2 separate regions of the Homo sapiens genome follow, and region 2 is linked to region 1. A link is a contact called in ENCODE Hi-C or POLR2A ChIA-PET data. All regions are on one chromosome and are shown on one strand. Each heading gives the region's core, a stretch centred on a gene start or an enhancer-like site at or near the end of the contact. The rest is flanking DNA. Distances are from core to core; before and after follow the strand shown.

Region 1 (2,700 bases), core at 184-2,683:
CCTCGTTCCTGGACAGAGTTCCTGGGAGCCTCATAGAACATTCTTATTCAGATTCTTCTGGTTTTAGACTCTTTGTGGACCCCACCCTTCGGTTATGACAGCATTAACTGGGTATGTGACACTTAGGTTACACATGGTTTACTCTCTCTGATGAAATGTGGGAGACACTGTGGCCTCTGTAGCCCATTTACAGATCATTTCATAGGGTAACTTTATTTTTTTCAAATCTTGTCCCAAGTTCTATGAGGGTTCTTGTTTTACATTTTCCAAGTTACTAACTTCCAGCTCAGGTAGGTAAGGGACAACTGAATTGTGGTGGCTGCTATTTTTTGTGCAGGTGTTGATCTACCGGCTGTCAAGGAGTCCAAATGGAAGATCTCAAAGCCCTTAACAGACTATAACAAAGAAGAGATTGGCTGAATATTCATACCCTTGTGAGTTCAAGGGAGTTGTAGGGATGGTCTGGGTAGCCATGCAAGTTCAGAGAGCTCATTCTTTCTGCCTCCTTTCAGCTCTGCCTCCGCAGCTGGCTGATTTTAGTATACGAAGCTCCCTGTAAGCCCGCAGCCTATCGACTTCCACAGTCCCAGACTAAGGCACCGAAGCCTTACTGTTCTCTCTGGAGTCTAGGTCAGGTCCTGAGGTGAAGGGGTAGGGTGGGGGCGGGCAGGACGCAGGTGCAGCCCCGTGGTCCCGGATCTAACTCACATCTCTGGGAATGGGAACCGAAGTCACCGCTTAGGTCTCCCCCAGCGGTTTTCGGTTCAGGTCTCTGTGCTCCTCACCTGGATATGGGCGCCCTGGGGGCCTGGCTTCCTCCGCAGAGACCAGAAGCGATCTCTGTGTTCCGGATTTTCCCTTTATCTTTCCTCTCCCCAGTGTCCTCTCTGTTTCCCAACCTCCCCATACCGAGGACCCCACAACCCGCCCCGGGATGGCGCCTGGCTGCTCGCACCCTAATTCAGGACCCCAATTGGTGGGAGAGGAACCGCGGTCCTCAAGCTTGCAGGACACAGGGCCGCTGCCCGGAATGCTGTGGGGGTGGGGACCCTCGCCGCCCCGCCCCCACCAGCGGCCTGCCCCGCCCCCTCCCACGCACGTCACGTCCGGCCCGGCCTCCGCCCGCCAGCCGCTCTCCTCCCGCTCGCCGTTAGGGAGGCTCTGCACCTCAGCCGCCGCCTCTGTCGCCACTCTCTCCCCCTGTTCCGCGTCTGCGTCGCCACCACCGCCGGGGGTATCCGGGGGGTCGCTTACCGGGCTGGCCCCGCGCCACAGCCGTAGCTTTAACCTCCCGTCAGCGGCCGCCCCAGGAAGAGGCTTCTCGGCCGCGGAGCCACTTGGGGCCTCAGTTCTCGCCCTCTTGCCGTCGCCGCGGGTCCTGGAGAAGCGGCCGCGGCCAGGGAACGGGGCATCGCGGTTCCAACGGTAGGTAAACGGGCGGGTACCCGGATCTGCGCATGCGCGGGTTGCAGGTCGCCGCGGCCCTTCCCCTCCTGTTGCCCCCCAGCGCCGCCTGCCACCCGCGCCTGCTCTCGGGCGTTGCGTTTCGGGATGTGGAGGACTCTAGCAGGTGGGGCGTTCCGTGGAGAGGGCCCCCTTTCCGCTGGAGAAAGAGGAAGATGAAGCCGTGTCCCTGGCTGCCGGGGGGTGTGGCAGCCTTGGATTTGCAGCGGCTGCAGTGCAGTTGAGCGGGCGTGCCCCTCACCTCCAGCCCCTCCAGAGTAGATGGCGCGACACCCCACGTTTCTTTGCTGACCTCTCCTGCCCGCTGGCGCTGCGCCTCTTCCCCGCCCACTTCCTTCATGCTGGGCAGTGAAGTTGATGTAGAAGAAAAAGGAGTGTGTTTTATTCTGGGCTCAACTGCGCCCCTTTTTAAGGTCACGTGAGATGAGTGGTTGCGGACTTCCTTAAATCGCTCAGAGAATATAGCCAAAATTGGGCTGTTGGTGCACTGGGGCCTTGTCTAGAATGCGCTCTGCATAGGCCAGGCTGGAGGGGGACACTTTGTATAGCATTAGGGTTCGCGTGGCACGCCTGGTTTCCTAGATGAGGTTGTAGGAATCGGTTGGCACATTTGCGCAGTGGGAAACTGTTAAGCCCTTTTTGTTTGTAATCAGTTAAAATCAAACTGACTTTTAGAAAGACGGTGGATTATTTCATTTGGTTCCCCGTTTCGCCTTCTAATCAGTGAAAAAAGTTGGGCATTTACTTTGAAGGATCTGATAATCTAAAATGGTAGCCAGAATCATTACCAGTAGTAATGCAGACTATTAACATTAACTGGGGTGCACCTGTTTAGAGAGACAGACATTAAAGGGTGGTTTTGAATTATTTGTCTTTTTAGAGCTGGGTTAGTGTGAGGCTATTTTCAACCTTCCTTTTTTGGTAACCTTGAAATGCTTGTTGGCCTGGTTTTCTCACAGGTACTGTGCATTTACTAAGTGCTTGTTGATGGAATTGAATGGACTGATAATTATTTGTATATCCATTGGGAGCGCCTTCTTACTTTTTTTTTTTTTTCCTTGAGACAGTTTCGCTCTGTCGTACAGGCTGGAGTGCAGTGGAGCGATCTCGGTTCACTGCAACCTCCTCCTCCCGGATTCAAGCGATTCTCCTGCCTCAGCCTCCTGAGTAGCTGGGACTACAGGCGCCCGCCACCACGCCTGACTAATTTTTGTATTTTTGGTAGAGATCAGATTT
Region 2 (2,700 bases), core at 77-2,576, 200 kb after region 1:
GTAGTTTGGGGAGGATAGTGTTGGGAAAAGCCAAGGGCTTAGATACAGTTCTACAATTATCTAGTGATTCTCAGTCTTAGTTTTTTGATGCCCAGCCTGTCTTATCTCCAAATTTGAAGAAAATATAAATTATTATTTTTAATGTTTTGATTTTTCTTTTAAATTCACTTGGTTAGAGGATATATATGCCTAACAACAGTTTTCCCTTAGGTTTCCAGAAGAGGATATTGCCTAATCAAACAGAATAATAGGGTAGCAAAACTTCCAAAACAATGTGTTAACTTTTTTTTTTTTCGAGACAGGGTCTCACTATGTTGCCCAGGCTGGAGTGCAGTGGCAGTGGCTATTCATGGGTATAATCACAGCATACTACAGCCTTGAACTCCTGGACTTAATTAAGCAGTCCTCCTGCCTCAGCCTCCTGAGTAGCTGGGACTACAGGCATGTGCCACCATGCCTGGCTCCTGTGTTAACTTTTTTAGAAAAAAAGATCTTAGGGATGAAACATACTTTTTAAGGCTCAGTTGTTTTCTACTTTAAATTGGGTTGAATGATTATATTTCTTACTCTTCCAAGTTTAGACAGTACATGCACTGAACTCTTACCACATGTCTGATTTATACAAAGTGCTATGCTGAGTGCCTCAGAAATTGAGAGAGGACCTTGCCTTCAATCCCACAAAAATTATGAAACATAAAACTGACCACTGCATATGACAGAACATTATGAGTGTCTAAAGCTAAAGATAAAGTGTTATAGGAAATCAAGATGAAGAGAGTCCTTTCAGCAACAGTTGTTGAGAAAAGTTTCATGGAAGAGGAACCAAGTCTTGAAGGATGTAGATATTAAGAGTGAAAGAGTGACAGCAAGAGTGAAGTGAGAGAAGGAGAGTAAGAGAAAGATATTAACAGGTGGAGGGAATGAGTATGAGTATAGGCTCAGAAGGAAAAATATTCAGGGTGTATTTGGGAAAGTTGTGAACAAGTTGCACTCCCTGAAAAAATTGTTAGAGAGATCCCTCCAATATTGGTTCTTCGTTATCATTGTTCTTTTTCCACTCCTACTCCAACCCAAATAAAATAAAAGAATAGGCCATTAATTCCTTCATTCAACTAGCATGCATTGAGTACCTGCTCTGTCCCAGGTGCTTTGCTAGGGAGCATAAGCTAGAAAGATCAACTAGCTTTGCCCTCAAAGGGCTCACAGTCTGGTGAGGAAGACCAACTCTTAGTTAGAAAAGGAGTTACATACAGAGTGCCCATTTTATTTGAAATGGGGCCACCTTGAAAAGAATGAGCTTGGCTGCATTGGGCTGATCGCCTAAGCTCTGTTTTTAGCCCTTGGAGCAACTTCAGGATGTGTGGCATTCCAGGAGAACAGCTGCATACTATATTCTGAAAATGACTAAAGTAGCACCTCCGTTTTTTCCAGACCCGCAGCAATGACTCTCACTAGGAAGGAGAGCCAAACCCTACCCTGTCTTGTGCTATTGGGCATGTTGTTCCACAGACTTTTAGAGGGGAAGTTTCAGATTTTCTTGCTTTTGTCCCAAAGAAAGGAGATATGGAGGAAGGAAGGGCTAAACTATAGAGGCCTCTCATTTTTTTTTAAAAAAAGTATAGAATTCTTTATTGTTATTTCTTAGTGCAGCAAGAGATAATAATGATAGATATTATTTATTAAGTGCTTAGTGCCAGGCACTGTGATGAGAGCTCTAACATGCAGCATCCAGTTTAACCCACCAGCAGTCCTAAAAATTAGCTACTATTTTCATCACCTTTTACAAATAAGGAAACTGAAGCTTAAAAAGATTAAGTAACTTTCCCATGTCACATAGCTAATGAGTGGATATGGTGGAAAGTGTAATTAATATTGGAATGCGTTTTATGTTTCATAATTTATGGAGAAAACTGAGGCCTAGAGAGAAGTGATTAGTCCATAGGCATGGAGGAAAATGATGTTAGAGCCAGCTTTAGAACCCATGTCTCAATTTTATGACTCTTTAAATTTTTAAAACTTATTTATAACAGAAAATTTCAAATATATGTATATCTATATGTCTATATATATCACCTAGTTCCTACAATCATGTATTCATGATCAATCTTATTTCATCTGTACCCCTACTGTCTTGCCCCCTACCATATTATTTTGAAGCAAATAGCAAAATATTTTGTCTATAATATAATCAAAATATTTCTCTAAGAGGTGATTTTTGTGAAAAATATAATACCATAATCACACCTAAAAATTAGTAATAACTCCTAAATACCATCAATGATCTAGTCTGCGTTCAGATTTCCAGTTGTCTCCTAAATGTCACAGTTTTTTCTTGCAGTTGGCTTGCTTGAATCAGGATCCAAATAAGGTTCACACATTACAATAGATGTATCTTCTAGTCTCTTTCAATCTATAGCTTTCCCTCCAGCATTTTTATATTCTTGTGATTGTTGAAAAAACTAGTTGTTTGTCCTGTAGAGTTTCCTGCAGTTTTGATTTTGTTGATTGTATCCCTGTGGTGTAGTTTAAGATGTTCTTCTCTTCTGTCTTCTGTATTTCCTATAAATTGATTGTTGGATCTAGAGGCTTGATCAGATTCAGGTTTGATTTTTTATTTTGAAAGACAACTTCACAGGTGATGTTGGGTTGTGTTTCTCTATCAGGAGGCACAAAGTGTCTGGTTATCTCTTCTTTTTGTGA

The links. A loop is a pair of places that touch in the nucleus more often than their neighbours do. ChIA-PET counts read pairs that join two places held with the same protein, here RNA polymerase II (POLR2A). Pooled maps may share reads with other maps.
Region 2: a map of ascending aorta shows a loop between it and region 1 (2.5-fold over the local background). The contact joins the enhancer-like site here to the promoter of FAM13B-AS1 in region 1. A Hi-C loop is called at or near these places in 3 of 168 maps with a recorded cell type or tissue (ascending aorta, chondrocyte and prostate gland) and 6 of 50 pooled maps. POLR2A ChIA-PET finds 5 or more read pairs at or near these places in 3 of 52 experiments (MCF 10A, PC-9 and RWPE1).

The regions. Positions count from the first base shown.
Region 1 is chr5:138,031,507-138,034,206 of GRCh38, reverse strand. FAM13B-AS1 (FAM13B antisense RNA 1) reads right to left here and starts at 1,433. Exons shown (of 2, transcript NR_037900.2): 1 at 1,255-1,433. It overlaps FAM13B (family with sequence similarity 13 member B), which reads left to right and starts at 1,128. Exons shown (of 24, transcript NM_001385994.1): 1 at 1,128-1,425. It overlaps LOC124901077 (a long non-coding RNA gene), which reads right to left and starts at 1,068. Exons shown (of 2, transcript XR_007058952.1): 1 at 956-1,068; 2 at 1-712. RefSeq lists silencers at 1,420-1,469, 1,480-1,549 and enhancers at 1,056-1,939, 2,040-2,099.
Region 2 is chr5:137,827,062-137,829,761 of GRCh38, reverse strand. No RefSeq gene overlaps it. Among named protein-coding and RNA genes, the nearest start is that of MYOT, 39 kb to the left of the region's middle. Within about 2 kb of position 1,326, at least 4 of the 41 ENCODE cell types and tissues checked have a DNase peak (open chromatin) inside an H3K27ac peak, as active enhancers do; they include ascending aorta, where a contact is called at or near this core.